Regions from separate parts of the Homo sapiens genome. Here region 2 is linked to region 1. Evidence: chromatin loops called from intact Hi-C (ENCODE). Cell type or tissue: GM12878. All regions are shown on one strand. Each heading gives the region's core, and the rest is flanking DNA. Links, peaks and the distances in the headings are about the cores only. Region 1 overlaps FGF14 (fibroblast growth factor 14). Region 2 overlaps NALCN (sodium leak channel, non-selective).

Evidence for each region. Peaks named below come from ENCODE experiments on the same cell type or tissue, not always from the same donor. Only the 100,000 strongest peaks of a DNase experiment are listed, where the experiment ranks them.
Region 2: it touches region 1 in a loop (2.3-fold over the local background); 2 of 110 quality-filtered maps call a loop at or near these places.

The regions. Positions count from the first base shown.
Region 1 is chr13:101,749,911-101,766,205 of GRCh38, forward strand. The region is part of intron 3 of FGF14 (fibroblast growth factor 14); the gene reads right to left. Among named protein-coding and RNA genes, the nearest start is that of FGF14, 160 kb to the right of the region's middle. RefSeq lists an enhancer at 1,525-2,026. In GM12878, for the core only: a CTCF peak has its summit at 7,729 (motif pointing left); no DNase peak of the experiment used is centred there.
Region 2 is chr13:101,250,809-101,267,103 of GRCh38, forward strand. It overlaps NALCN (sodium leak channel, non-selective), which reads right to left. Exons shown (of 44, transcript NM_052867.4): 11 at 7,635-7,766. Among named protein-coding and RNA genes, the nearest start is that of NALCN, 160 kb to the right of the region's middle. RefSeq lists enhancers at 6,758-7,957, 7,288-7,347. In GM12878, for the core only: a CTCF peak has its summit at 7,576; a DNase peak (open chromatin) is centred at 7,463.

The sequences.
Region 1 (16,295 bases), core at 3,154-11,153:
GTAATGGTATTTGAAGGTGGGGCTTTGGAAGGTGGTTAGGCCATGAGGATGAATCCCTCCTGAAATGGGATTAGTGCTCTTATGAGGGACTGAAGAGACTGGAGTTCTCCCCTTTCAAGTGAAGACACATCGAGAAAACACTGTCCCCAAACCAGAAAGCCCTCATCAGATACCAAGTCTTCCAGCACTTTGATCTGGAGTTCCCAGCCTCCAGAACTGTGAGACATATATTTCTGTTGTGTATAAGCTACACAGTTTATAGTATTTTCGTGTAGCAGCCTGAATAGAATAAGATCATGTCTATGGTCAGAGCACAAATAAGATACAGCAATCTTTACACTTACTCTGGCTTGTGCAACAATGTTATGTATCCCAGCATATAACTGCCAGAATGGAACATTCCAGACTTACTGATATAGAGCACTTGACTATATTTCACTATACATACAGAATGACAAAAAAAAATGCAGGATGAACTGACAATAACCTTTAAGGATGAAAACAAACTGCAAGTTATAAAAGTTTTTAAAAATAGTAGTACATACACAAACACATATTTTGAGGAAAGGTTCCAATTTTGAGGGATGAATGGCATTCATCCATCTTCTTTTCTGCTGGAGAAGTCTTTGTGAAGGAAAATAATATTGTGAATAACAGGAGTGACTGTTATGTGATGTAGAAATGAAAATGAAAACTAATGCAAACAGTAACTGGGAGTGATGGGGCTAGTATGGTCACCAGAAAAGATAACTGACCATAGGATCTAAAAACCTTGATCCTTGGTGTTTACTCAAATGAGTTGGAAACTTACATCCACACAAAAACTTGGTGTAAATGTTCATGGCAGCTTTATTCCTAATTGCCAAAACTTGAAAGCAATCAAGATGGCCTTCAATAGGGGAATATACAAACAAGCTTTCCAGACAATGGAATATTATTCAGTGATAAAGGAAAATTATAAAGCCATCAAAAAATATGAGAAACCTTAAATGCATATTACTAAGTAAGAGAAGCCAGTCTGAAAAGCCTATACACTATACGATTCCAACTATATAACATTCTGGAAAAGGCAGAACGGAGACAGTAAAAATATCAGTGGTTGCCAAGGTCTAGAGGAGAGGGGGAGGGTGGAGAGAGGGAGGGATGATGAGTAAGTGAACACACAGGATTTTTAGGGCAGTGACACTATCTGTATGTTACTATAATGGTAGATACATGTCATTATACATTTGACAAAACCCATAGAATGTACAACACCTAGAGTTAACTCTAATGTAAACTATGGACGTTAGCTAATATTAATTTATCAATATTGGCTCGTTCATTATAAAATTTGTACCATACTAATGTAAGATGTGAATAAGGGAAATAGGTGGAGGGAGGGATGGGAGCAAAAGGGGTTTATGGGAACGCTCTACTTACTGCTCAATTTATCTGTAAAGCTAAAACTGCTTTTAAAAGTTTATTAATTGAAAAAATTAAAAGAGAAATTTGACTCAGGGTGGAGGAGGATGTTGGTCTGGAGGCAGAACTGTCGTAGGTGCTGCAAAGGCTCCCCCACTGATGTCTTAATAAGTTCCACAGTAGGAATTCTCAGCAATTATGCATCAGGGAAAATACATACATTAAGTTTCCAAGAACCACATTTAAAAGCCCAGGTTGACGAAGCAAAAATGGAATCTCTAGGTCAGGAGTGAGAAAACAACAAGCCCTTAGGTCATATACAGCCTGCCAACTGTTTAAGGAAAGTATGGTTGGAAGACAGCCAAGACCATTAATTTACATATTGCCTAAGGCTGTTTTTGACGTCCAAACGCAGTGGAGGAGTAGCAGTTGAGACCATCTGACCCACAAGCCTAAAACACTTAACTTGCACTTTACAGAAAATGCCTGCTGACTCCTGCTCTAGTTCCTATTGGCTAAATATAGCATTCATGGGATTCCCTAATGTTATATATAAAAAAAATAATGCTGAGATGTGGAAACCTTCTCTGGGGGAAAAAAACAAAACAAAACAAAAACAAACAAACAAACAAAAAAAACAACTCCATCCTTGGACACATACCTGTGAGAATATGAGATTTGCAGAGACTACTGTGGAGAATTTTTTTTTCTATCTGATCTATAGAGGTAACATAATATTCATGTTGATTCATTAAAATAACTCAATTGTGAAACAGATTAAACAGCATTCTACACCATATATTTTATTTCACTTTTAATTATCACCTTTGATACACTTTAACTCCTATCAGTAAATATGAATGGGCACATTTTAAATGAAGTCTGTAAGTAAAGAAATATCAACCATTAAAGAGAAAAATAGAAATATGAAGTACTTGTTTTTGCTTCACTAGAAATAACATCAAAAACATGTTTATATCATCTTTATCTTTTCAACAGTCTAATGCACTGTTGACCAGAGAAGAATGAAATAGTTAGAATTTGATGTAAATGAATTTTTAACATATTCTATACAAATTTTAATCAGTTGCATAAAATACAAAAGAACAGTAATCTACATGTATAAAATACAAACAAGTCTTAATATTGTGAATGATGATATTAAACTAAAAATAATATTATGAATGATGATATTAAATGAAAGTACTTGGCAAAGTCAGTCTCTGTATCATTTCAGAATGCTTTTAGCAACAAGGGAATTGTAGCTGAATTTGGGATTTCCCAAACTGCATTGGCTTACGCAGTGGAAAGTGAGCCCCTTTCATACAGAAAGTCTCTAAACCTTGGTGCTTCTAGTGTTAGATCAGTGCCTCTGAGTTCATCAGGAACTCATGTTCTCTCTATTTTTTCCCTTCTGCCATTCTAAGTTATTGATGACGTTCTCGCACATAATGGTTGCTCTAGCTCCAAACATTATATTTTCATAGAACAGCATCCCAAGTAGGCTAGAAGAGGGCAGGGCCAAAAAATGGCTATCTTTTTGGAAAAAGAAAATAGTTTCTCAGCAGCTTTCTAAAAAATATTATTTATCTTAATGTTCAGAACCAGGGGCACATAACCACACCTAGACTAATCACTGGATAAGCGAAGTGGGGCTGCTATGACAGATATAAAAAGTGAAATGTATTAATCACAGTTTAATTATGGTTTGATAATTGTTTAGTAGCCTTTAACCAAACATCAACTTCCAGAATTAGGACATATGACCCCCTAATAAAAGCAGGTTCTGTTAGTGAGGATGAAGGAATTCTTTTGGAATTAAGGTAAATTTATCTTTCTCTTGCAACATTTTAAATATATAAGTGATATATATTTAATGGTATGACCCAATTAAAAAATATGACATGCAAATGCAATTCAGTAATACCACATTCCATATATTATATATGATCAAATACACACACACACAGACACACACAGACAGACACACACACACACACACACACACACACACACGGTCTGTAATTTGAATGGTGGTAAAAGAAGACCTAAATTCTATTTTAGTTCCACCTTCTCAACTTAAAGTCTTAAAGTATTTTGTTCCTAAATATTGATTTGCTTTTTTGGATTTTGTGGTTTGCAAATTTTTATTGTTGTCATTGAAAATGTAATTTAAACCAATATTTTTCTTATTAAAATTTCCTTGTTGGCCAGGCGCGATGGCTCACGCCTGTAATCCCAGCACTTTGGGAGGCTGAGGCAGGCGCATCACCTGAGGTCAGGAATTGGAGACCAGCCTGATCAACATGGAGAAACCCCGTCTCTACTAAAAATAAAAATCAGCTGGGCGTGGTGGCGCATGCCTGTAATCCCGGCTACTGCAGAGGCTGAAGCAGGAGAATTACTTGAACCCGGGAGACGCAGGTTGCAGTGAGCTGAGATGGAGCCATTGCACTCCAGCCTGGGCAACAAGAGCAAAACTCCGTCTCAAAAAAAAAAAAAAAATTTCCTTGTTTATCTCAACAGTGTAGGAGAGTTTCTGGTACTCGTTATTGAGTAAAAGCTCAAAAAACATCCTTTAAATGCCAGGCAAGGAGACCTATGTTTGAAGAAAGTAGCCAGATGAGGCCATTGAACACTGCCCATGAAAAAAACAAAAACAAAACAAAATAGAAAACAAAGTAAGAAAGCGGCCAAATCTGGAGACCACGTATGCCCGCGTGCCTGGAATAGCCATTTCTTTGCCTTTTCGTGCTAGCTAGATTACTCTTAAGAATGTTTTGAGGATGAATGTTGTCATCTTCCTAGTTTGGAGTTGGATTAGGTGTCTCCTAGGCTGTTTCTCTGGCTCCCTGAAGCTCCTCAGCTGCTGGGGCTCCTAGGGGCTGATCCAGGGTGCCGCATGGTCACTGTTTCAGTGCAGATGGTATGGACAAAGGAGCCATCCACCCATGTGTGTTTCCTCCTGCCTTAATAAAAAAGTAGAGAAAAGCCAGCTTCTTCTTTGTTGCCAAGAGTTATCACAGAGCTCTGCTCAGACAGTATCTTTCCCTGTTGCTCTATCTTTGTCAGTGTTTCTAATGTGTTTAAGCCATATCACTAGAGTATACCTTCATTTTAACAATAACAAATGGCCAGGTGCAGTGGCTCACACCTGTAATCCCAGCACTTTGGGAGGGTGAAGCAGGTGGATCGCCTGAGGTCAGGAGTTCAAGACCAGCCTGGCCAACATGGTGCAACCTCATCTTTACTAAAAATACAAAACTCAGCCGAGCGTAGTGGCATGCACCTGTAGTCCCAGCTACTTAGGAGGCTGAGGCGGGAGAATTGCTTGAACCTGGGAGGCGGAGATTGCAGTGACCCGAGATCACACCACTGCACCCCAGCCTGGGTGACGAAGTAAGACTCCATAACAAAAAGAAAAAAATAATAATAATTTCTTAACAAAAATAGTTGAACAGTTCCTGTGATTTCCATTCTATAAATGGAGAATCTGAAAATCCAAAATACTCATAATAATGATGAAGAGGAAGATGACAGTTATTAAACTTGGAGAAAAAAATCAGTTCTCGGTTCTCATTTAACTGTAAACTAGGGTTAAAATGCTAAGTAGAATACACTTCCTAACAGAAATGGAAGTTAAATGACATATCTTTTTGCCTAAGAACTTATACGGCATATCAACATTGTTGCAAGAAAACAGGAAGGAGTAAATATCTAAGTATGTACATATAAACTTATACAAACAAATACTACAGAAACATTACTATATGTGATATAGTAATCATAACAATGTCTGGAAATATCAAACTTTGGGTTAAAATTACTTTTGAGTTTAGTTCAAAAGAATGCAGAGAAGACATTCTAGAAATACTTAGAATAGCTCACGTTAGCTACGTTTTTTCACAAAGATGCATAACATAAGAATAAAATAATTCTCACTTCACACTACCCACCCTCTTAATCCTTGTATATTCTTTCCCAATTTTCTTTATGTCTGTCAATTGCCTCTTAAACTTTACGTTACACATGAAGAACCAGAGGCGAGGCATGGTGTTTCATGCCTGTAATCCCAGCACTTTGGGAGGCTGAATCAGGATTGCTTGCACCTCGGAGTTTCAGTTTGCAGTGAGGTATGATCACACCGCTGCACTCCAGGTGACAGAGTAATACCCCGTCTCTTCCAAAAAAAATGAGTAAATAAAAAATAATGATCAAAAGAGTTGGCTAAAAATAAATCAGATCAAATTTTCAAGGAATTCAGAAAAATTGGGGTAATTTGATCTCAAACTGGAGAGAGAATTGAAGAAACTGCCTGAATTGCTGTTCTCCACATGGACAGGACTGTCATATCTTATCAGTTGACAAACAATTAGGCATATTTGTCATCTGATTAGTCTGCAACTGGTGGGAAAGTCTGAGTGGCTTCCTCATGAAGTAATTGAATTGCATTTTTTCTCTTTCAACTCTAATTTGCAAAGGAAAGTTTAGCCCCATGTCAGCTTTAGGCTGGGTTAGTGATAAGAGTATATGCTTATTCTCAACCCACATACACTTTTCAAGAACGTCTTCTATAGTTTTAAAATGGGAGTTTTTTAATTAATGGAAAAAGTACCTAATCTTAAAGACAGGAGTAGCTATTCTCAGGTAAATAATACATGAACAAGAGAGATTGTAAAAGTTATTAGTGTAGCTCTTCCCAATTCTATATAAAAATCATATGCCATTGTTACAGATACTATTTTAGTACGAGAGCACAGCAGGCTGAATTTTCTTGGAAGAAAGGTTTCAATTCAGACTGCAACCTTCCTTCAAAAATACAATAATGATAAAGCCACCCATCCTTCAAAGACTTACCTTTTTCCAAAGTTAATATCTCCTTATGAACTTAGATTAAAGTTAAAAATTTATTTTAGACTAATTCATGCCACATAAAACCTTTCTTTGTGTTTTAATAGAAATGCATTTTTATAATATGCTATTTTTCTGGCTTGTAGAGGTAGATAAAAATGAAAGTCATTTGTACCTGAGAATCCAAGTTTAATTGCCGTAGTCTTGTTTTGCATGAGTTTAGTTGTTTTTTTTATTTGTAAGATAACCATTCAGTGTTCTAGAAACACTCTTTAAAATAGTCTTAAAGCCAGGCACGGTGGCTCACGCCTGTAATCCCAGCACTTTGGGAGGCTGAGGTGGGCGGATCACGAGGTCAGGAGATTGAGATCATCCTGGCCAACATGGTGAAACCCCGTCTCTACTAAAAATACAAAAATTAGCCGGGTGCGGTGGCACATGCCTGTAATCCCAGCTACTGGGGAGGCTGAGGCAGGAGAACTGCTTGAATCCAGGAGGCGGAGGTTGCCATGAGCTGAGATCGTGCCACTGCACTCCAGCCTGGGTGACAGAGCAAGACTCCTTCCTCCACCACCAAAAAAACAAAAAACAAACAAACAAACAAACAAAAAACTGTCCTAGAAAAGAAGCAAATAACAGTTGAATCTACATATTTTCATACAATTGGCACTATCCTGAGCCCAGATTTTTTCTGTCAATAATTATTAAAGATCAAATTTTAAAAAATTAAGTTAGTATAAAAAGTGCTCAGAATACATAAATATTACTTGTATTCATAGTGTTGCAAATTTTGAGTTGAAATTTTAAGTACTACAAAAAAATATTTATTGAGGTGGTTTTAAGAATAACATTGAACTCTGATATCAAACCGAGAGATTTTAGCAGAGGAGTTATAACACAAATGTTTTACTTTCTAAATCTGAACTATAAAAGATAAACCAAATATGGTGTTCAACATTAATTTCTTAAGGTTGACCTAAACTGAGCTCTCTAATTACTATGTGAACATTTGGATTTTCTTTTTCTCCTTTGGTATCTAGAGAATATGTTTGTCTTATTTCTAAATCACCATATAAAACTTAACAAAGTCCTATAGCCTTTTGTTTGCTTGTTTTTATGAAACAAATTTGGGGTTCTATTTTCTCATATGTTTAGTTGTGTGTGTCTTTTGGGAGAAAAGGGGGGAATATATTTTGAATTGGAATTGAAGCAGATAATTTTAAAATTCAGAGCTGAATTTATTAATAAGGAATTTTATCCTAAAATACAAACTGAGAAATTTGCAATAGCTTGGTTTTAAATATTCCCACAAGACTAATAGATTATTTAGAAATTGAAAGTTATTAATTATTCATGTAAGAATCACTTCTCAGCCTCTCCTTCACCTTGAGTAAACAGTTATACAATCCAATTTTATGAGATGGCTACAGAAGATGCCCTTACTTTATATGCACCCTGATTTAGATAAAGGTCACCCTCTAGTGGGGTTGATATGTATTTCAATCTCAAACCTCACTCAATTGCCTTGCCTTTGAATAGCAAAATGATTGATTTTGAAAACCAAATGCAAATCCAGGTTCAGGGATTTTTATCAGCGTGTCAAAGATGAAGAGATACAGATTATTGTATTTAGCCCCAGGAAACTGGGATTAAGAAATTCAAAGACCCACTAAGCTTATTAATGTCATGTTAAAGTCATTGTGAATACCTTAAAGTGGATTTAAATGACAGTAGAAAAGTAAGTAGCCTGGTCCTAATTTCTAAAATGGAAGAATAAAAATCTGCCATTTTCCTGGTTAAGTATCACAATTTTAGAACTTCTGCATCCCATTTAGAACTTATATATATAAAACATCTAACATGACTGCTTATATTGTAGGCAACCTGTGGATTCTCTTGAAGTTAAACAATTAGAAAATAAGAGCAGTGTTTGTAAATTAAATATAAGCTCAATAATATGCTTACTATTTATTGAACACTTACCTTGAACTAAGTGCCTTTTTGTACATTATCTTAGTTTTATAATGACAACAGAAAATAATCTAAAGAAAAACTATGAAGGATCAATTATCATTGTTTTATTCAGACAAGGAAATGGAAGCTGAGAGCAGCAGTTCTAACTTTAGCATGCATCAGAATCACCCAGAAAGCTAGTTAAAATGTAAGTCTGGGGACAGAGTAGGAGCGAGTTTGCATTTCTAACAAGTTCCCAGGTGATGCTGATGCTGTTTGTCTAGGGACCACACTTTGTAAATCACTGCACCAAGTTAGAATGCAAATATGGCTTTTGCTAGCAAATTCCTTCAGTGTGAGTATGATGAGCACTTGCTAGTAGCTTAATATATTTTACTCTTCTGCCCTTGTAGAGCATAACATGGTAACTATGTGGACCTAGTAACAATAAAGATACAGTAACCATAAAGACACAATAACTAAATAATTGCAGGGCTTGCTTGGCACCCAGAAATCTAAACCTAATACTTTCTCTTATTTCTTGACCTAACTTTCTAGTTCTCTATGTGGTTGGCAACAAATCGAAAAAGTCCATGAAAGGATGTAACATCCTACAGGAACATATGTAGTGACTGAGTATAGATCAGCAGTCCTCACAATTCAGTGTGCATTTGTATCTGGGCCCCATGAATTTCAAATCAGCAGTTCTGGGTTGAGGGATGAGGTATCTGCTCTAATAAGCACCCTAGATGATTCTGATGTAGGTGTTGTTTCCAACATGCTTTGAGACAATCTGACTTAAAGATTCAACAGATGTTTGGTTGCTTCTTCCATGAGAAAACAACAATAACAAAAGCACCTTTTCCATGAGAGATCAAATTTCCAACCAAATCTTGGTTTAGAGCATGCCAGAGCTCTGACTATGACTGCTTTCTGAGTCAAGTGCAGAACAGAGCTACTACTGCACAGAGTTATCGTGAGTATTGTCATTTTGACAATTCTGCATCCAAACACACGTTGATTTGGGTAGAGTCACAAGACAGGTGAGAGGTAAGAGCCTATCCCTAACTTTTCTGTCCCCTTCCACTAACCCCAGCAATTAGGGAACCGTAGATGATGTCATGTGGCCAATGAGATGCTCTCAACTGGGAGTCTGAATCTTGAGGGGGTGAGGCACATATATATGTACATGTATTAGGGAACCTGGGATGGAGTAGAGAATGCAGTGATGAATCCAAGAGTGATCAGGATGGCTAAAGATCATAACGCATCAGTGGGCAATAAGCAGTTAGCGGAGGTGGGGCCAGTGGTGCAGCCCATGCAGACTGTATCTGGCTGGGCTATTTCTCTTCTCTCCCATAGTAGCTTGGTTGCCTGGGATTCATACAGATTCTCTGAGTGCCCATTACCCTTCCGACCCATTGTTACGATTCTTAACATCTGATCCCTAGGTTGGAAAGACAGGTTCACATCATTCAATGAATAACTGTCTCACCTATTTTAATTTTACATATGACCTTCTTACTGATGTGACTCCTGGGAAAATAACTTAATCTTTTGGGCTTCAGTTTGCTCAGCTGTAAAATTAAGAGGGAGGAGGCAATGTTCTCTATGGCACTTCTCAGTCCTTAAGATCCTGTCCTATTTAGCCTTATAATAGTCTTTGGGTGGGAGCTATTACTGTAGAGAAAAGAGGATCAGATTTGTTATCTAGCCCTTTTCTGCAGAGGTAGAAATGGAATTTAGATAAATGAAAGGATCAGCCTGGAAGTTTCAGAGGCTGTTTCCCTCTCTTCTTATAAGCTAAACTTAGTGGCAGCTAAAAAACCTAATAAACTCCTAAGAGGAAAAAGGATTTCCCAACTGACAGAGAAATCTTGTGTTTCTTCATCTAATACCAACCCCTGAGCCTGCAAAAAATAGGGGTGACTCCAATGGTCTTTTCCGCACAGAATACAGTACTAGCAACTAAAGAGAAAATCCACTTTTTCATACAACATAGGGTAACAAAGTATCCTTAGATGGAACTATTTTTGATGGAAACAAACCTGAGTGAAATATGAACCAGTACGTGAGAATGAAAGGCAAGACTATTCCTATCAGATTCTTTGAAAGCATTTCAGTTCCTAGAGTCTGGGAAATAAAATATATCTATTTGGGGCTTACTCTACGTTCACTGCTTCCTGTCTAGCTTTCACCCTCTATTAAAAAGGCTTTTGTCTAAGACCTTCACTTATTTGGTGACTTAATATTCACCCTATCAATACCTATTGTTAAATGATGCCTATTCACATGATAATTTTCAGAGTCACAAAGACTGTCGCAGGGAGAGTTAAAGTGGCAACAAAATCGATGAAAAGTAAGCATAAAGTGCACTTTGAAAATGGCTTTCCAGTGTTTCACGTGCTCAAAGAACTGTTCATGCTGTTCCCTTGATCAAAAGCCGTCAGTGGCTCCCCATCCCTTAAACTGCTTTTGGCATGTGATACTCTGAAATTGCCTTAACCAACCACCTCATCCATCCATGTACTCATTCAAATGGTAACAAGTGCTTACTGAGCATCTATTGCATGCTGATCACCTGATATAGTATTTTCTTTAATTCCTTCCAGCCTCCCTGGTATTCCCCGTCTTGCTTCCATTACTTTATTTTTCTCTTCCCAATACCCACTGATTTTTGAAACTTATTTGTTTATGATCTGTCTTCTTCCACTGGAATGTAAGTCCTAGAGTAGCCTACAACAGGTAGACAATGAGCATTTGTCTAATAAATCTAAAGCATTTAAAAATATTCAAAGTCAGCAGGCTTAATATTTTGTAGAATTAATTACTCTCTTGAAGGATGAAAAAAAAAGTATTACTTCACCTAAATACCCTATTAAAAATTTAATCCTTGGATAAAATTCTAATACAGTAATCTTACTTTTCAAACCAAAATATTAATTAGGCACACTTCTTCTCCAATTCCATTTACTAACAAAGGTTATAAGGCCCAATGCCTTAAATTAGAGACATTTGTCATAGTAAAACAACAAAATAATGCTATGTGATTCTATGTAGTTTACATGTAAAAATAACTTTTAGCTTTATATAATTTGCGAACCTTCAAATAAATCACAGAATATGCAGGAGAAAACACAAACCAGATTCTTTAACTTATATACTGCCTAAAAATGAGGAAAAATGAGACATAATGACACACATAGATAGAGATTTTCTTGCTAGTTGGAAAACTCAGATGAGAAAGTTATACCACAATCTATGTTGTATTTTGGGGTATTTTAAAGACCACAGTGACTGCTGCCTGTCACTTGGCCAGTCAGGGGAAAGTTCAAAACTTGGACCCCACGTGACTGTGGGTCTCTGTCAGCAAGTCCCCTTCTACTGTTCTGAGGCATGCAGAAAGGTCGACTATAGACAAATGCTTATTTAGGTTTCTTGGTCAAGTTAGCAGCAATGACTATAGTTAACAATAATATATAGTTTCAAAGAGCACCAAGGAGGATTTGAATGTTCCCTACACGAAGAAATAATAAATGTTAGAGATGATGGCTAGGCTAATTACCTTGATCTGATCACTGTACACTATATATAAAAACATCACTATGTACTCCATGAATATATACAATTATGATTTGTCAATTAAAAAATTAAACATTACAATTTATCAAGAAAACAACGCTTGTCCTCACTAATGGCAGTTGGGTAGGCATTTCTCTGCCATTATTCAGTTCATAATCTAATGGCTTAAAATCACAATTAAAGGCTCCCATCTCTGGGAACACAAACCAACACAAGAGTCCCTAAGAGAGAGGCCGCCAGGGAGTTAGAATTGGACAGGAACCAGCTAATTCCAGCCCTTTTTGATTCTGCTGATTTTGATATCTGAATACTAAGCAGTATAGGTTGATGATCTGTGTAGCAACCATGTGAGGTACTGTGCTGTGCTGTGAGTAGCCTGCTCCATTGATAGAGACTTAATAAACTTGGTAAAGCCAAAATCCAAATGGTAGGAGCATTTTGTCTGATTTCTAGTAGCACTGTTAAACATGCTTTGGAAAAGCTTGGAGGGATGTGTGCCTATGTGAAAGAGGGTTAAGCTACAGAATGCTGCAGTAAATCTTGCCTGGCAATGCAATATTTTGAAATAGCAAGACACAAATATGAAATTGGCAATATATGCCTTCAGCTGGATAAGTGTTTCAGTGAATTCTTCTAACCCCATTGTGCAAAATCCCAACCTTCGGACCGAGTTTAAGATTCTAAACAAGAAACTCACACATTTATTATATCAAAAATACCTTTGTCAGGGGCATTATATTCAAGTAAATCAAGCAAAGGCATAATTGTCCTTCTCACTCTATCTGCTTTGAGCTATCCATTGAAAGACTAACAGGAAATATATACTTAGGTAATACATATAAATATAATAACAATTCAGTCAGTTGTTGTTGGTCTGAGTGATTATGTAACGTGGGTCAAGAAATGAAACAATATGGCAAAACCAAAATAGCTGGCCCATCGGCATTGCTGCAAATGCTCCCTTAGTTGAATGGAGATAACCATAGTTCAATCAAAATAATTGTAAGTTTGCCATCTTTCTTTACACTTCAGTATTAAATACCTGCTGGGAACCTGAAATAGGCCAGTTTTCCTTGAACTGTATGGAATTAGCAATTGTCACATTTCATTTTTCCAAATCCGTATCATGTCAAATCCTACCTCCCATGGTGTCACATTTTTCCCTCTTGCCCAGAGGAATATTTTCATGCTAGTCAGTAGGTTGTATTTAGGCAGGCTCTGACACTGCCATAGGGAATATCAGTGCTGCACCAAACACACACCCTGCCTCCAGCATCCAGCCTTCAGCCCCATCATAAAAAGGTCAGACGCCATCTTTCAGACCACTAACTGCCATTTCTCTTTATCATCACAAGGAAAGGCAAACATAGGGTTTGTTGGAAGTGTGTAGAATGCACAGAAGTAAGCAAATTTGGCCTAATGAGTTTGGCAGGGTTGGAATTAGAGAGAATAGAGTGTGATGAAGTGAAAGGCACAGCACAGAGACCTGTGATTACAGTTAGAAACACCATTTTACCTGTGACAAAGTCAAAGATCACAACATTCTCCAGTCAGTCATCCCCAGCTGTGGTTAGGCCAGCTGTAAGGCAAGGGGTGCTCTCTGTAGCACTGATTGGCATAAGATTGGTTGTCTCAGGTGGCTGGAATGTACCACTGTCAATATGTAATGTACTCAACCCATGGGATGGAATGAACAGTATTTTAAGGACCTAGTTCTTTTTTTCCTAATAAGGAAATACCACTTTAATGACAAGATTGAGACAGGCATAGTGAAGGAACTTTGTGTGTGGAGACATCAGGAGTGAAATTTGGTCCTGTATTTATGCATTTCCTTTTCCTCTCTAGCGTTAATTTGAGGTAAGAAACTTAACTTCCTGGCTGGGCATGGTGACTCATGCCTGTAATCCCAGCACTTTGGGAGGCCAAGGCAGGTGGATCACCTGAGAGTAAGGAGTTTGAGACCAGCCTGACCAACATGGTGAAACCCCATCTCTAGTGAAAATACAAAAACTAGCCAGGTGTGGTGATGCACACCCGTAATCCCAGCTACTTGGGAGGCTGAAGCAGGAGAATGGCTTGAACCTGGGAGGCGGAGGTTGCAGTGAGCCGAGATTGCACCACTGCACTCCAGCCTGGGCAACAAGAATGAAACTCTGTCTCAAAAAACAAACAAACAAACAAACAAAACTTAACCTCCCCAGAGCAGCAGATTGAGACTGGCATGGTGAAGGAGCTTTGTGTGTGGAGACATCAGGAGTGAAATTTGGTCCTATATGTATGCATTTCCTTTTCCTCTCTAGTGTGAATTTGAAGTAAGAAAGTTAACCTCCCCAGAACAGCAGCTGACCAAAGTGGCAGAAGCTAGTAAGAAGTCTGTCCCCTGGGGCACAGGGATCCATCACTGACACTGTTAAGAATTGTTGGCACTGAGTGGAAATAAAAAGCACGGTAAATTTTAGTTGGTTTTATTATTCTTATTTTAATACTCTGATTCCAATATACTTTCTTGTTGGCTGAACCCTGGGATAGTTTCCGCTGACCCTCTGCCCCTGCTGGAGGTCTCTAAGCTTCAGTTCACTGATTTGCGTATGGCAATTTCAGCATCTGCTCCTACTACCCCACAGAATTGTGAGGATCAAGGTAGTAATGGGTGAGAAAGTGTTCTGTAATTGTCAAGCAAGTTGCGCAGTTAAGCACATGATTATCTGAGGTGTGGAGCAGAGTGAATGTGATGGAAAATTGAACCTCACTGGTGATCTCCCAACTCTGTCTTTGCTCTTGCTTTAGAATTATTTTCCCTAACCCACAAGTGTTGCAGAAAAGGGGCGATTAACAACAAAATGAGATTCACTAGTTTGAGCATCAGCTTGTTTCTTCACTCTCCCTGCTTATTCTGAGCAGTTTCTCAAGCTTGGCATGATTGGCCTTTTGGGCCATGTCATTCTTTGTCATAGGGCTATCCCATACGATGTAGGCTTAGTGGGATTCCTGGTCTCTACCCAGAAGATTGCACCTCCCCCACCACACCCAAGCTGTGACACAATGGCAAGAGGTACTGAAGTTAAGGAAGCCGGAAAATTTTCAAATAGTCTTTATTTCCAAATAGTCTCAAATGTACTTTTCATAAAGCAACCAATTCTGAATTTTAAAACAGCTTGTATGGAGTTGAATTTGACCTTGGATGAGAATTAGCATTTTAATATACCACTAAATGATAGTGATCCCACTGGGTTGAATACGAAAATCACTCAAGGACTGTAACTTCCCCCATCTAGAGTCTCTATGTGTTTGTCATAAAGTCATGCTTTATGCACACAATAGATCAGAGGCATTTTGTGAGCAAGGAGCTCTCCTTGTCCCATTTTGATTTGGTTCATATATTCTACAACCTTTATATGAAAGCAATATCAAAGGATGACTTAGGTCATCATGACTACATCAGGACAATGATAATACTCTGCCTCTGGCACATATATTCCTTCTCTTAATTCTGCTCTTTCTCCTCCCTACTTTATATTTCAGTTGTCAGATATTAGAGTTGACAAGCTAATGAAAATTGAATTGACTACTAAAAAACTCACACATACAAAGATAGAGAAATTACTTGAAAATTCCCTGTTTGGGTCAATTCAATGCAGACCCTTGCTTGGCTGCAACTGTAAACCCATCCAGCCTCTAAATGGCATTACTCTACAACTGACAACATTGGTCCCTGGGAACACTGCCATAGATTAGGTTAATAGTGGTAAAAAGATGCCTTGCTGTCTCTCACAAATTGTGCTAGAAGACAATGATGGCCTCCATGGAGGCAAGCAGGTGAACTGATTGCTTAGGGAAATCTCAGAATTGGTTCGTTATACCTTCCTACTCTTTCCTTTATAGAATCTTTACTTGCCAAATATGTATTTCATGCTACAGATTCATACAGTTGTGAAATGAAGACCACATAAGAGAATCAATATGTGAAACAAATCCTCTGTGCATATAGAAGCCTTTTATTTATTATTATTATTATTATTTTATTTATTTATTTATTTATTTATTTTGAGACGGAGTCTCGCTTTTGTCGCCCAGGCTGGAGTACAGTGGTGCGATCTCGGCTCACTGCAACCTCTGCTACCTGGGTTCAAGCTTCTCCTGCCCTCAGCCTCCTGAGTAGCTGGGATTACAGGCACCTGCCACCATACCCAGCTAATTTTTGTACTTTTAGTAGAGACGGGGTTTTGCCATGTTGGCCAGGCTGGTCTCAAACTCCTGACCTCAGGTGATCTGCCCACCTTGGCCTCCCAAAGTGCTGGGATTACAGGCATGAGCCACTGTGCCTGGCCAGCCTTTTACTTCTTAAACAAATCTATGGAAATCACACTTCTCAAAATTGTGAGCCTCAATAATTTGGAAAACCGGGCTTAATAATCATTAATCCTCATCTACAATTTTATAACCAGAAACTGTACTAGCTGGAATGATATCATTCAGGTGCAAGATATTTGATGTGAGTATGAAAT
Region 2 (16,295 bases), core at 3,233-11,232, 500 kb before region 1:
TGCACTGCATACTACTAGATAACTGAAAAATCAATTAGGGTACAGATTAAACAGGCAAAATTATAGAAGAGGAAATTCAGGGCTGACAGAATACGAAAAAAAGGTCAAATCTCTATGGTAACCAAGAAAATGTATATTAAGACTATAATGATTATATGAGATTGTAAGAAACTTAAAAATCCTGAACAAAAAAAAGTAGTATGAAGTAGAGCTGCTCATATATCCTGGTAGGAATGTAAATTGACACAAGCACTTTGAAGTTCAATTTAACAATATTTAGCAAAGTTGAAAGTGAGCATATCTGACAAATTCACAATTTTAAGTCTAGGTATATATTTAGAAAGAGCTCTCCCAAATGTGGCACAGAAATTCTAATGACAATGTTTACTGAAGTATTGTTTTCAACAGCAAAAAGTTGGAAGCAATTGAAATACCCATTGCCCTTACATGCAGAACAAATAAATTCATGCTTCAATCGACATGAATCAATTTCCCAAATATAATGAGGATTGAAAAAGTGGCACCTTAATACTTCATACTATTATAAAGCATGCATTGATATGATGAATATAGTTCTCTGTGGATTAGGGAGAAGGAGGAGATCAAGAAGTGGTACACAGGGATCTTCTACTCTACTAATGATGTTTTATTTCTGATTGAAAAACCTGACCCAAACATGAAAAACTATTAATTTTTTAAAAATCTGGGTGACGGACACACAAATATTGGTTATAATATTTTCTCTATGTGTTGAATTTATGAAATACTTTCTAATTAAGAAGGAAATAAAAGAAAGTCACAGATTTTCAAAGGATAGAAATTTCAAAAAGAAGGAAAAATAACCATAGAAAAAGAATCCTGCAAAATAATCATATTAATACACAAAGGCTAATGGTTGCTTCTGACATCATAGGTATCTGACATAAATAAGTCTAATCCTGCCCAAATCTTATTTGTGTAAAATTAATTTAGTCTCAGCACGTTTTGCTTCATCAATAATCTGTTTTAGAAACAACATTCTCTCAAGCTGTAACTTCTCTCAGCGAACTAGCACCTTGGCAGTTTATGACTCATTCCCTCCGACAAGACAACTTAATACATATTTAGTCTACCACAATAGAGAATGATTTTTAGATCTATTGGAAACACGGATTTAATAACTAAAACTGCTCATATGGATATGATGTGTTGAGACAAACACTGACTTGGAAATTGTTCTTAATTTCTTCTTGTAGAGTCACTAAAATTTCTTTGATAAATCATGTTATTGCCACAAATTTTAGGTATACACCTCACTCAAGATTACACCAGATAATCTCACAGAACTATAGCTTCTAAGAGTAGAAAGAGGTCCTTAGAGTCACACATCGATGGCCATATCTTATTTACTTTATTTACCTCTGATTCCCCATCACCAAGCACAACTGCCATGTAAGAAAGGATACTAGGCCCTTCTTCCTCTCTGTTCTCTGACTTTATAATTGAAATGAGATGAAAAATTTTATATCCATGTGAAATCTTTGCAGAGAAACTCTGAATGTATTTAAAATAAATATTTCCTGTGGGGGACTAAGAGGGCTTAAGTAATAGATGATACTTTCTTTTCTGAGGAATCTAGATCCTCTTAATAGCAGAGCTTTTTGTTTTGCTGAACAAAAAGCAAGTGAAGATGCAAGTCTGGGGGTGGAGTGGAATTGCTGTGCATGAGTAGCAGGGGAAGAGCCTGCCTGGCTGATGACAAGTTGGGGAGATATGGGAGTAGGCTGGGTAGGAGGGATAGACAGAGTTGAGGGTAAGAGGAGTTCTAGTTAATTTACTGTGGGGTATGTAGCACAGAGTCCTAGGACTTCTTTCTCCCCTCTGGCTTCATTGGAAAACATGACTGTCCTCATTAATACTTAACACCAGGAGGTGGAAGAGGATTGAGCTCCCCATTCAGATAGGTCTAGAGGAAATCAGAGAACATAGCTGGGGATAATGCTAGGGGGTGACACAGAGCTAACTTTGGGCCTCTCTGTAGGTCCGTTGCCTTCCTTGTTGTATCTCTCCCATCTGTTTGTGAGTTTCTCAAAAGAAGAATTGAGATAAAAGAAGATAAAGCTTTTAATCTCCTGTGCTGTGCTGATAAATTTTGTTAAATGTACAGTCTAATGGATACAAATACATTCATATAATAATAAGAAAAATATTGCTTATATTTTATTTCTTAAGAAAATAATATATATTTTAAAATGTAATCATGTTCATTATAACATATGATTTAATGTGCAATAATAATATATTCTCTTAGATCACAATGAAAAGTTAAAATTCTTACAGAGGAAAATAAACTTTACCTTTTTCTGTTTATGCATAGGCTACAAAAGAGGTAAACTGTTTCCTGTTTCTTAACTAATTCTAAATGTAGGTTAATTAATCCAAAGTAACAAAACAAGTCCCCAGCTTCACAACAGAAGCTAAGTATCTTAATTTATTCTTAAAGGGTGATTTTTAGACTGTGAGTTGGCTCTTAATGGGTAAAGTGCTTTATTTTAGATTTTCTAAATAATTTATTCTGGAATATGTGGGAACTTAAAAAATAACTTCTTTAAAAGCTCATGACCTGTTGTGATCCATTTTTAAAATAAACTTTTCAAAATATTACATAATGCTATTGCCTTACATACTGCATCATTATAGTCTATAAACTTGAATTGCTGTTATTATAACTATTTTGAGAATTAAATGAGACAATGAATTCTTTTAAAGCACTTAGAACATAATGGGCCCCCCAAAAATCATAGCTTTATTGTTGTCAGTATTAAAATATTTGACTTTAACACAAAATGTTATTATTTATTTGTATTTTAAATAATTGAATATAATCCAATATTCAATTATTTGACATTGCTCTCTGTTTCTATAGCTTAAACCAAGATCCATTTTTGTAAATAAAGTTTTATTGGAAAACAACCATTCTGAGACACACTCACTTTTGTACAATTTCAGAGTTGAGTAGTTGAGACAGAGAGAGGGTGGTCTACAAAAGGCAAAATGTTTACTATCTGGGTCTGCAAGAAAGAGTTTGCCAAACCCTGGCCTAAACTCAAGACATCTTTATAAACTTTATAAAAATAGAATATATTATGAAAAAGTAAGTTTAATTAAAGTGACTTTTTCACATTCATTTGAAACAAATCACTTTGTCTCATGTATAAGTTTCTGATACAAAGAGAAATGGCAATGTAATCTGAATAAAAACGAAACATACTTGGGGAAAGTCAAACACACAAAATCAAAAACAGAGTGGAACGGCCAGGAGTGATGGCTCACGCCTGTAATTCCAGCACTCTGGGAGGTCAAGATGGATGGATCGCTCGAGCCCAGGAGTTTGAGACCAGCCTGGCTAACATGGCGAAACCCCATCTCTACTAGAAATACAAAAATTAGCTGGGTGTGCCTGTTATCCCAGCTTCTTGGGATGCTAAGGCAAGAGAACCACTGGAACTTGGGAGGCAGAGGTTGCAGGGAGCCGAGATGGTGCCACTGCACTCTAGCCTGAGCAACAGAGTGGGACTGTCTCAAAAAAAAAAAAAAAAAAAAAAGGAGACAAAAACAACAACAAAAAAACCCCAAAACCTAGAGTGGAACAAATTCAGAATGCTTAAGTAGTTCAAGAGTACACTGATGGGGTCTATCTGGTTGTTTAAGTCAACAAAATCACCACTACCTAGTTTATTTATTTATTTATTTTTCCAGGATTTCAAGTTAGTTTTTAGCTGGTTAACTGATTTGCCGCTTTGTTAAGAATGAATGACATGTGGCCGGGCGCGGTGGCTCACGCCTGTAATCCCAGCACTTTGGGAGGCCGAGGCGGGCGGATCACGAGGTCAGGAGATCGAGACCATCCCGGCTAAAACGGTGAAACCCCGTCTCTACTAAAAATACAAAAAATTAGCCGGGCGTAGTGGCGGGCGCCTGTAGTCCCAGCTACTTGGGAGGCTGAGGCAGGAGAATGGCGTGAACCCGGGAGGCGGAGCTTGCAGTGAGCCGAGATCCCGCCACTGCACTCCAGCCTGGGCGACAGAGCGAGACTCTGTCTCAAAAAAAAAAAAAAAAAAAAAAAGAATGAATGACATGTTAAAAGCTGCATTCATGTAATGTACCAATGTGATGAACTTGGGAATAAGTGTACCCCTGTGAAACCATTACCATCAATGCCATTGACATATCCACCACCTCTCAAAGTTTCCTCCCACACCCTTTCTTATTATTATTGTCAGGGGACAACAATTATTGGACACATAATATATACTGAATTCCACCATCCAATCCTGTCTGTCTGTTGTTGAGGTTGTTTTTATTTTTAATATTATATAAAAAAGAAAAAAGACAAGGATTTACCAACTACCCCTGGACTCTACAATACACTTAAATAGTAACCAGTCAACTCTACAACATTCAATTATTTGACATTTTGTTGGAATTTCTTAAGGTATGAGGATAAATCATCTACCATACATAAACACATTAGGAAAGGATCAATTCTGTACATGAAAAAGTTAGGTAAAATTTACTAAAGAATTCCCTTCCCTGCTGTTGCCAGTGTGGAGGGCCTATTCACTTATGCTCCAGGACTGATTTAGTGTGACCACCTGCCCACCCTGTGCTAGATCACAAAAGCAATGTTACTGTAATCTCTAATGTCAAGATTCCCTCAGGAGCAGATGCAGATTCCTCCTCCCAGAGAGATAAGCATAACTGTAATCTCTTGTGGTCATTTCTGCTTTTGTTTCCTGGCATTTTTGCCAGCAAATCTTTACCTACTGATGCTATTACTCTTGTATCATTCTTCTGTCTCATCGATCTTCCCACTTCTCCCTCCTCAGAGCCTTGAACTAATCTTTGAGTCTCTCCTACGTTAAATAATGTCCTCTACATTATCAATCTCTGTTCCCAGAATCTACTTTCTGTCTGTGCCTCAACTGATTCTCTCTCAAATACATGAGTTACCCCTGCAGCCCTTTCCAGCCCTTTCTAGTAGAACATGTAGACGAGGAAGAGGTGCCCATCCATTACTCCTTGATACTCCTTTGCAACGTATTCCATGAGGTTAAACCATGCTGTCACCCACTCTCCCTGTAGCTGTCTTCTGTCCTTCTGTCAATCTGTTCATCAGTCACTCGCTCATTCCCCGTGACTTTGCTCCCTGACTCCACTCTTCTCTCCAAGAACTGGCCTCACTCTGAGTGACTTCAATGTCCATGTGAAGACTCAGCCAGCGCCTTAGCTTCAACAGTCGTTTCCATTTCTGCCTTGACTCCATCAATATGTTTAAGCCACCCACATTCACGTGACACCCTAGATTTTATATTTCATTACTTAGAATTACCCTGGAATTGTAAAATCCTGGACTCCACTCTCTGATCATAACCTCTTCTGGTTCTATTATTCCATCACTTTGGTGGTACCCGTCCTTTAACCATATAGAGACCATTGATCCTTCACCTTCACTCCTCCATTCTCCTCCCATTTCCACATCCAACAGAAACCACAGGGTCATCATTTCAACTCCTTTGCCAGCAATCCATCTTTTCCCCTTGTTTCTCAGTTCCCCTAACCTGAAAAAAATCCCTAAAGGTGGATTGATTTAAATGTTGCTTTTCCCTCTTCTTATACAGGGCTAAAAAGTCGCAGAGCTATCTGAATTGGTATCACTGTAAATCCATAGTCCTAAATGGATCTTTAATGTTGCATTTGCTGTATTGTTAATTTTTTGCCTAACCCCAGGCACCTCTTCCCTCTCCCCTTTCTTTGCCAACTTCCCACTTCACTGTCTCATCATCTGGCTGGATGCAGACCTTGCTTCCTACTTCCTGGGAAAAACAGAAATAACTTGATGAGGCTTCCTTCATTGTTCTTTCCCTGTGTTAGAAATTTACCTGCAAATATTAGTATCAGTCTAGGCTTCTTTCTGCTTTTTTTTTTTTTTTTGAGATGGAGTCTCACTCTGTCACCCTGGCTGGAATTCAGTGGTGCGCTCTTGGCTCACTGCAACCTCCGCCTCCCAGGTTCAAGTGATTCTCCTGCCTCAGCCTCCAGAGTAGCTGGGATTACAGGTGCCCGACACTACACCCAGCTAATTTTTTGTATTTTTAGTATAGATGGGGTTTCACCATGTTGGCCAGGCTTGTCTCGAACTCCTGACCTCGTGATCCACCCGCCTTGGCCTCCCAAAGTTCTGGGATTACGGGCGTAAGCCACCATACCCGACCTTCTCTCTGCTTTTATTGACAATCCATTCATCGTGTGCTGGATTTTCAGCAAAATTATACCTATTTTTCAGAGGCTGGGCTGGATATAATTTCTTCATCAGCCCCTGTCATTAGTTCTCCATAGCACAAAACTCTTATTGTTTATTGTTTTTTTTTTTTTTTTTTGCTAGATTGTAAGCTCCATATACCAGGTGGCCATTGGGCAAATGTTGCATCACAGAGACTGTAGCCCAGTAAAAGTTTTGTATTAACGGTATTTTGTTTCAGGAGACATACTTCCATGAAGAGGAGAATTCAGAAGCGACTACTTAAAAGTTTCTTGATATCCACGTAGATGTCTATGCTCGTTAGGTACATGCAATCAATTCTTTTTCAGAAAAGCTTGTGCGTGGGTAGACTAAATTTTTATTAACCAAATCAATTTTTAAATGTACTGAGAGAATTCTAGGAATGTAATAACACTTAATTATATGGCAAATTGATTTTTTTTATGTGAAAAATGCTTTGGTAAAAATAATAAAATTGTGACTTTTTTCTGTCTTTTCAGTTTACTTTTTCATAGGTTGGATTTATTGAAGCGTTGTACAACTGTGTATGTATACCTCACTCACACAATGAATGGGTTTCTACGTTGTCAATCAATTTTTTTGTAAATATGTAACCATTGAATTCTGAGATATATTTTAGGTAAGTTTTTACATTAAAAAAACAAAGATCTTGGAAAATTATTAAAATGCTTTAATATAAATGCAAAATGCTTATTGAAAGAAATAAAAATTAAAATATTTTAAGAATCAGGTATTAACAAAATTACCTTATCAATAGGAAGTACTATTCCAAAACTGTAATATGATATGTAGAGTGCTAGGGAGATGCTTATTTAATCATGAAACCTACCTTTAATTGGTGTCTTTAATGTAGGTTGTAACACCCGTTTCTAGAGGAGTAATTTATCATTACCATCTCTCTATATGTCCTTCCAGCCCTCTTCTACGTATTGCTGAGCTGACCAGCTTATTTATGATCTTCTGAATCTGTGCCTGCTTGTACTTAGTAGGAAACAAACTAATGTACGCTGAGAAAGGGAGAGATAATAAGAGGTGGATAGGAAAACAGCAAGATTCTAGAGTAAGACCCAGGGGAAAAGGGTTACCCTGGCAACGTGACATACTGTGAGGAAGATGACTCAGGCCCGCGGTGACAGGAAATGAATCAGGCCACACTGTGACCAGAGGAACCACTTAAGAAGCAGACAATGATTCAGCTTTGGTGAAAGTCAAGTAATGAACAGGCTACACTTCACTTTTGCATCTCTAAGAGGCACTGTCCGCGGTTCACCTGCTCCTTGCCCAGCGATCTGCACGGTGGAGAGCTGCTTACCTCCGCCAGGTAGAACTCGTCGTACTGCCTCCTGAAGTTTTCTCCTTTGTAGTAGTTGCTAGCCGCCACGATCACGTCCACGGTCACCATGCTCAGGATGAACATGTGGAAAACGGATGACCGCATCATTTTCTGAGGGGGCGAAACAGACAGACTCTTAACAAAGAAATAAACCTCATGATTAAGTGTAATTGACTTAGTCCTTGGCTGACAGCACCTTTGTGATGTGCTGCTATGCAAAACAGGGCTTCCAAGATAAAGCCATCCATGTCCCACACTGCTGAACTGGGCAGGCAAGGGAACCTTTCTTTCAGGCAGCTAAACAGTGACTAGGAAGATGGTTTCAGAGACTTTTGACTAAAAATGGAAAACATATATCATTTGTGTATGGCTTGCATCTTAATTTTTAATTGGTTGGTTGGGTAGTATTTATCCTTAATTCTGACTGTATGGATAAATGGCTTTTAAAAAGCTAGTAACACAAAACAAGTATTTCTTTATTCTGTGTTTAGGGAGAATACTGCAGATGAAAATATTTTAGAGATGATTATTATACAACTGGAAAAGTAAGAGAAACCTGAGATTTATTTTTTACTTATTACTTCCATAAATATTTGTTGAAAATTTTACTACAACTTCTAGTAAGTGACATGTACATCATACTTGCTCTCTACCTGGAGTTTTTCTAGGTGCTTTACATAAATTAACTCATAACAGCCCTAGGAACCTATTCTAATAAGGAAACTGAGGCTCAAAGAGGTTAAGTAACTTTCCCACTGTCAAACAGGGATTGAAGATGGACTCAATACTGGAACCCAAGTCTGGTCCAAGTCTACTGCCTACATTAAGATAAAGATAATTAAACATTAAAAAATAATGAGTATTATTTATTATTATTATTATTATTTTGAGAAAGAGTCTCGCTCTCTCGCCCAGGCTAGAGTGCAGTGGCGTGATCTTGGCTCACTGCAAGCTCTGCTTCCTGGATTCACGTCATTCTCCGGCTTCAGCCTCCCGAGTAGCTGGGACTACAGGCGCCCGCCACCACGTCTGGCTAATTTTTTTGTATTTTTAGTAGAGACAGGGTTTCACCACGTTAGCCAGGATGGTCTCGATCTTCTGACCTCATGATCCGCCCGCCTCGGCCTCCCAAAGTGTTGGGATTACAGGCATGAGCCACCATGCCTGGCCATAATGAGTATTATTATAAAGGTTATCATGTATTAAACGGTTACTATGTTCCAGGCCATATTATTCACATTAAAAATATTTGTGGGTACATAGTAAGTGTATATATATATATATATATACACACACACATAAATATATATATATACACATATATATTTATGGAGTACACAAGATGTTTTGATACAGGCATGCAATGGGGAATAAGCATATCATGGAGAATGGGGTATCCTTTGAGTTACAAATGATTATGTTACACTCTTTAAGTTATTTTAAAATGTACAGTTATTATTATTGACTGCAGTCACTGTATTATGCTAGCAAATAGTAGGTCTTATCTATTCTTTCTATTTTTTTTGTTCCCATTAACCATCCCTGCCTCCCCCCGTCCCCCCAGTACCCATCTCAGCCTCTGGCAACCAATCTCTACTCTCTATGTCCATGAGTTTGATTATCTTGATTTTGTGATCCCACAAATAAGTGAGAACATGTGATGTTTGTCTTTCTGTGCCTGGCTTATTTCGCTTAACATAATGATCTCCAGTTCCATCCATGTTGTTACAAATGACTGGATCTTGTTCTTTACTATGGTTGAATAGTGCTCCATTACGCATATGTACTGTATTTTCTTTATCTATTCGTCTGTTGATGGACACTTAGGTTGCTTCCAAATCTTATTGCAAACAGTGCTGCAGCAAACATGGGAGTGAAGATTTCTCTTAGATATACTTATTTCCTTTCTTTTGGGTATATGCCCAGCAGTGGGATTGCTAAATTACAGCAGCTCAATTTTTAGTTTTTTGAGGAATGTTCAAACTGTTCTCCATAGTGATTGTACTAATTTACCTTCCCACCAACAGTGTAGAAGGGTTCCCTTTTCTTCGCATCCTCACCAGCATTTATTATTGCCTGACTTTTGAATATAAACCATTTTAACTGGGGTGATATGATGTCTCATTGTAGTTTTCATTTGCATTTCTCTGATGATCAATGATGTTGAACACCTTTTCATATGCCTGTTTGTGTCATTTGTATGTCTTCTTTTGAGAAATGTCTATTCAAATCTTTTGCCCATTTTTTGATCAGATTATTAGATTTTTCCTATAGAGTTGTTTCAGGTCCTTATATATTCTGGTTATTAATCCTTTGTCAGAGGGGTAGTTTGCAAATATTTTCTCTAATTCTGTGTGTTGTCTCTTCACTTTGTTAATTGTATCTTTTGCTGTGCAGAAGCTTTGTAACTTGATGTAATCCCATTTGTCCATTTTTGCTTTGGTTGCCGGTGCTTATGGGGGTATTGCTCATAAAATCTTTGCCCAGTCCAATGTCCTGGAGATTTTCCCCAGTGTTTTCTTGTAGTAATTTCATAGTTTGAGGTCATAGCTTTAAGTCTTTAATCCATTTTGATGTGATTTTTGTACCTTACAGAGATAGGGGTTAGTTTCATTCTTCTGCATATGGATGTCCAGGACCATTTATTGAAGGAACTCTCTTTTCCCCAGTGTATGTTCTTGGCACCTTTGTTAAAAATGAGTTCACTGTAGGTGTGTGGATTTCCTTCTGGGTTCTCTATTCTGTTTCGTTGGTCTATGTGTCTGTTTTTATGGCAGTACCACGGCGTTTTGATTACTGTAGCTTTGAATTATAAATTGAAGTCAGGTAATGTGATTCCCCCAGCTTTGTTCAATTTGTTTAGGATAGATTTGGCTCTTCTGTGGTTTCATATAATTTTAGAATTTTTTTCTATTTCTGTGAAGAATATCATTGGTATTTTGATAAGGATTCAATTGCATCTGTAGACTGCTTTGGGTAGTATGAACATTTTAACAATATTGATTCTTCCAATCCATGAATATGGAATATTTTTCCATTTTTGGTGTCCTCTTCGATTTCTTTCATCACTGTTTGATAGTGTTCATTATGGAGATCCTTCAATTTTTTGGTTAATTGCAAGGAATTTTATTTTATTTGTAGCTACCGTAAATGGGATTACTTTCTTGATTTCTTTTTCACACTGTTTGCTGTTGGCTTATAGAAATGCTACTAATTTTTGTATGTTGATTTTGTATCCTGCAACATTACTAGGTTTGTTCATCAGTTCTTATAGTTTCCTTGTGGAGTCTTTAGGTTTTTCCAAATATAAGATCATATCATCTGCAAACAAGGATAATTTGACTTCTTCCGTTCCAATTTGGATGCCCTTTAATCTTTCTCTTGTCCTATTTTTCTAGCTGGGACTTCCAGTACTATGTTGAATAACAGAGGTGATAGTGGGCATCCTTGTCATGTTGCAGGTATTAGAGGAAAGGCTTTTCAGATTTTCCCCATTCAGTATGATACTAGCTGTGGGTCTGTCATATATAGCTTTTATTATGTTGATGTATGTTCCTTCTATCCCCAGTTTTGCTGAGGGGTTTTACCATGAAGAGATGTTGAATTTTGCCAAATGCTTTTTTAGCATGAATTGAAATGATCATATAGCTTTTATCCTTCATTCTGTTGATAGGATGTATCACATTCATTTATTTGCATATGTTGAATCATCCTTGTATCCCAGGGATAAATCCGACTTGGTCATAATCCACATTATTCAAATGTTATTTGTTTTATCTACTTTAATATCCACCATAGCTCTATATGGTGAGATATATTACTCACATTTCACACAGTTCAGAGAGACTAAGTCATTTTACCCTAGTCTATTTAAAGTCCATTCTGGGGCCCGCTGCCCACTGTGGGGTAGAGAATACTTAAATGGAGAGAGTGGAGGCTGAAGGCCCTGGGCAGCAGAAAGAGGAGAGAGAAGCAGACCTATGGAAAGGAACTGAGCACAAACAACACACCACTGAGCCACATCTGCCCAGGGACTAGCGCCACCACACATCCTCTTTCTGAGGTTTCATTTCTTCTGGGTATTTATTAACACATGCCCTTACTGTCTGGTCTGACCTGAGAATCCTTTAGTCCTTGCAGCTCAAAGAGCTATTTTCCTTAGCTGTGGATTTATGTCTTAAGCAAACTGTTATTACTAAAATGGGGTAAGAGAACAAGAACTGCCTCTTCTGAGCACTGCCAATGTCTCCATGACTCTATGTATGTGTTTCATGGGGTCTTCCTTATCCTACATCAGGTGCTCTGGGCCAAACTGCCTGGAGCCGTAACTCCACCACTTACTGGCACTGTGGCCCCAGGGGAGTTACTTAAACCTCTGTTTTCTCATTGATAAAGTGGAGAAAATAGTACCTACTCCAAAGACTTGTTATTAATTTTAAATGAGTCAATATATGTAAAGGGCTTAGAACAGTGATTACACTTACAAATATTCTACAAAGGTTTACAGAAAAAAGGAATGCAATTTTGTGAATCAAGCATTTTTCTGTTCGGGAATGAGAAATTAATTACCCGAGGTTGAAGAATTAATTATGTTGCATATCAGACTCAGCCCATAGTCTAGTGAGGTAAGTAACATTGATAAGGATCTAATAATTTGAGACATGCCAGTGACATCGGGAAAGTAGACTTTTATTAAGGCTTCCTGTCACCGTGGCTATTGATGCATATCCGTTTCCCTTTGACTTTATTTTACAGGTAATACAAAAATCAAATTCCAGAGCTGCCAATCAACATGTTTATATGCACATCAATTTACTTGCAGAAATGACTGACCTTCATAACACAGATAGGCAAATCATCTGGCACATTTCTATGCTCATTAAAATTTTTATTGTTATTTAGTCTTTCTTGCATTGTGAGAGTTAAATTCCATTACTATTATTCCTTTTCTATACTCCTTTCAGCATAATGTTCTATTAGAAATATTTCTGCTGATTTCCATTTCATCTGCATGGCAGAAAAGCCACAACTTTCTTTTTCTATTTTCCTTAGCTGTGGATTTATGTCTTAAGTAAACTGTTATTACTGAAAGATCCAAACAAAGCTTTTAGCCATGGCTGTCAGGAAACTTTTAAATTGGTTTTGTAACTGTCACAGCTTCACTTTGGTGCTGTCATTATAATTAGGTTGTTTTTTGTCTGAATGTCTACATGTCCCTGTTGGTTCAGAGTTATTAAAATAATCACTTACAATGGATTTTGATACACTATAATCACCATTGCTTAGCTGACTTTCTCCAAAGCAGTAACTTTCAAATATTAAATAAGAATTAAGGTGATAAATATGTGCAGTACCTACATTTAAATATTAAAATCAGTAACTCCAGCTTTAAAGTTAGAGCTAGTGGCATGGCCCACTTCAACTCAATTCACTTCAGCCAGTGCTTGAAACTGGCTATCAGTTTCTTTAATGTAAAAAGGCTGATGACATTACATTTAGATTCATCCTTGTATCTACAGGAAAGTCCAAATTTATACTTTTCAATTTTTTATTTTCTAATAAAAATTAATATAAAGGAAAATGTTAAAGCTGAGTCAGTACCACAAAATATTATATGACTTGAGGTCTTCACAATTGCATTATTTAATATGGATGCATGATCTATCCCTCTACCTATCTATGTAGACAGATGAACACATACATCTCTAGTATATGTGTATGTGAGTACATACATATGTGGATTCACATATGTGTGTGCATATTCTTTTTTATTTATATATTTTAATATAAGGTCCTTCAGACTCCACATACACATTTGATTTTTTAAAGTTTCCTTTAATTGCAATGTCATTTTGGTTTACATTTTTTAAAAGCAGAGGAGTTTTGGATATGTTTTTAGTTTGGCTTTGATCCAAAAATTACTTATCTGTGTATATGACAGCTGGAATTTTCAAAATACAAAGAGTCTATACTAGATTAATCCCCAAGGCAGCATTATCTGTCAGGAATGAGCATTGTTACTCAAAGTGTGGTCCCTGGACCAGCAGCAACCTGGAAGCAATTATTAAGAATGCAGGATCTCAGGCCCCATCCCAGGCCTACTGAATCAGAATCTGTATCTTTAACACGGTTCCCAGGTGATTCGTGAGCATGTTGAATTTTGAGAAGCACTGTTGTAGGGGATACTCCTTAATAGCAGGCTGCACTGGGTGACCTATAAGATTATTTGCAACTTCACAGTTTCATGATTCTAAAAGTCTATAATGACTAGAATAGAATACCACAGATGCTGGCTGGAATGTAATATGTTGGACTACACTAACATAAAAATGGCTGCCAACCTTGTCCCCATACCCCAACTCCATGGTCAAAAATCAACTAAATCTGTTTGGCTTCATAAAAACAAAAGCATGTGTTAGTTTTGCAACCATTTGGAGGCATTATAAAGACATCATTACAGACTCTCATAAAGTTAAGAAATGCAAATGCAGGTGGCCTCCAGGATGTGAAAAAAGCAAGGAAGCCATTTCTTCTCCAGAGTCTCCCAAAGCAATGCAGCCTTGTTGATACCTTGTGTTTAGCCTAAGGAAGTCCATTTTGGACTTCTAACTGCAGAGTTCTAAGAGAATACATGTGTGTGGTTTTAAGTCACTGAATTTGTGGTTATTTGTTACAGCAGCAACAGGAAACTAACACAGCATTGTCAACGATTTTGACAGACACCAGCTCAAACTGTCTTGTATACCAGCTCAAATCACCTTCTATGAAACATGATTGTATAAAAGTGCCCAGGGCTACAAAATGGTACCTGACCATAGGGTTCCACACAAGGTGACTTGCCAACGTGGGGTCTCTGTAACTTTGACAACTACAGATATAAAACTCATAACAGCAACCAACGCTTTCATCTTGCTTTGTGTCCAAAAGTGTAATGAGACAATGAGTCTGGAACAATGGGACTGAGTCCAACCTCAAGCAGAACAACAAGAAAGGTCACTTTTTCCCGCATTGATTCTGAGTCCTGCCATGAAAGCAAACCTCCCAGGAGACTGTGGAAGTCTAAGCCAAACACGGGGAGGGCTTCTCACGCAATTAAAATGGACACCAACAGGATGGATTATTGAAATAAGAGCTACTGTTTTCTGGAGTGCTTGGTTTGTGCCAAGATTCATTCCAAAGATGTTGCTTGCTCATGTAATAACATCTTTAATCCTCAACAACTCTGTGAGGTAGATACTTTTGCATCCCCTTTTACATATGGAGAAACAGGCTCAGAAAGTCTAAGTAGATTTCTAGGCCCACAGAGATAGAAACATCTTAGACATTGTGAGCCCAAACCAGGTAGTCTCTTGCCTTGTATCAGACAGTCAAAATTCATCAGTCAACATTGCTCTATATATTAAAAAAGAGTGACAGCAGCTTCCTCACCAAGTATTTGTGGTTGGATAGAAGGTATAAGTACATGAACCCTAAATCTGAAAGCTGAAGACAATCTGTTTTTCACAGAAAGATTTAAGATTGCCATGGTTTAATGGAATATCAATTTTGAAGACAGGATGAACTGAGTTTAAATCTTGTCTCTGTGCTGGATTTCACCTTTCTGTGACTCAGTTTTCTCACAGAGGAAATGAGTATGATGACATCTACATCTTTTGGCTGTAAAACGAAAATAAATGAGACTTCAGTGTAGAGTCTAGCCTGCAGTGGACACCGTGTGCTCTGTAACTCTCATTATTTCAGTCTTGGAAAGCACTCTAAGGATTTGAAAGTAGAGATGCAGTCAGTTGCTTACAGGGAAGGCCTGAAGGTGTAACATAAGAAATCAGGTGGAAGAGATTAGTAATCTTGAAATGGACCGTGAACATTTATAAACTTTCAAAATGATCTAAAGCTATCTTATCTTTTTTTGTGGTATAAATGCTTAAGTACTTCATAAAAGCTCTTTCTATTAAATTTCTCCAATAATTTTTCCTATGAAACAGTAACTTAAAGATTCTGAAGACTGTAGGCAAAGAGACAAAATAGTGGTCTCAGAGGTTGCAATAAATATAAATTAGGATAATGAATAGTACAGCTCAGAAATGAAATCTGTCTTTAAATTGCTGCTTGAGTGAGTAAAACAACTCAACTTAGTAAAACAAAGTCTCCTCCACTGAATACTGCATCAGCCATGTACTAAAACTTGTGTTTTAATTGGATTTTGAAATAAACTTATTTGGAGAACAATGCAATTACATGATGAAATTCTCAGAAACCATCTTGCATATGAGCCATGAACATAAGAACAAGGACACAATGTAAAAGACCAAATGCATAAAACCTAAAATAAATCTCCCATTTGCAAGTGGGACATCTTTTGCTTCCCTTATTTAGAAGACATCTGGATATTCATTACTTCTACTATCAATGTACACAATTATTCTGTCCAATACAAAGAATTTATATGAAAAAGGTAACACTTATATCAACACTGAAAACATAACCAGTGGATATCCTTAGAGACTGCCTTTCCCATCTGTCTGTTCCTGATGCGTCCTTAGAGAGTCAGGACAGAAGGGAATCCACATGTCCATCTCCACAAAGGTACCAAGAGCCTATGATTTCAGTGGACACCCTGCCAGCTGCCACGCCCTATCAGTG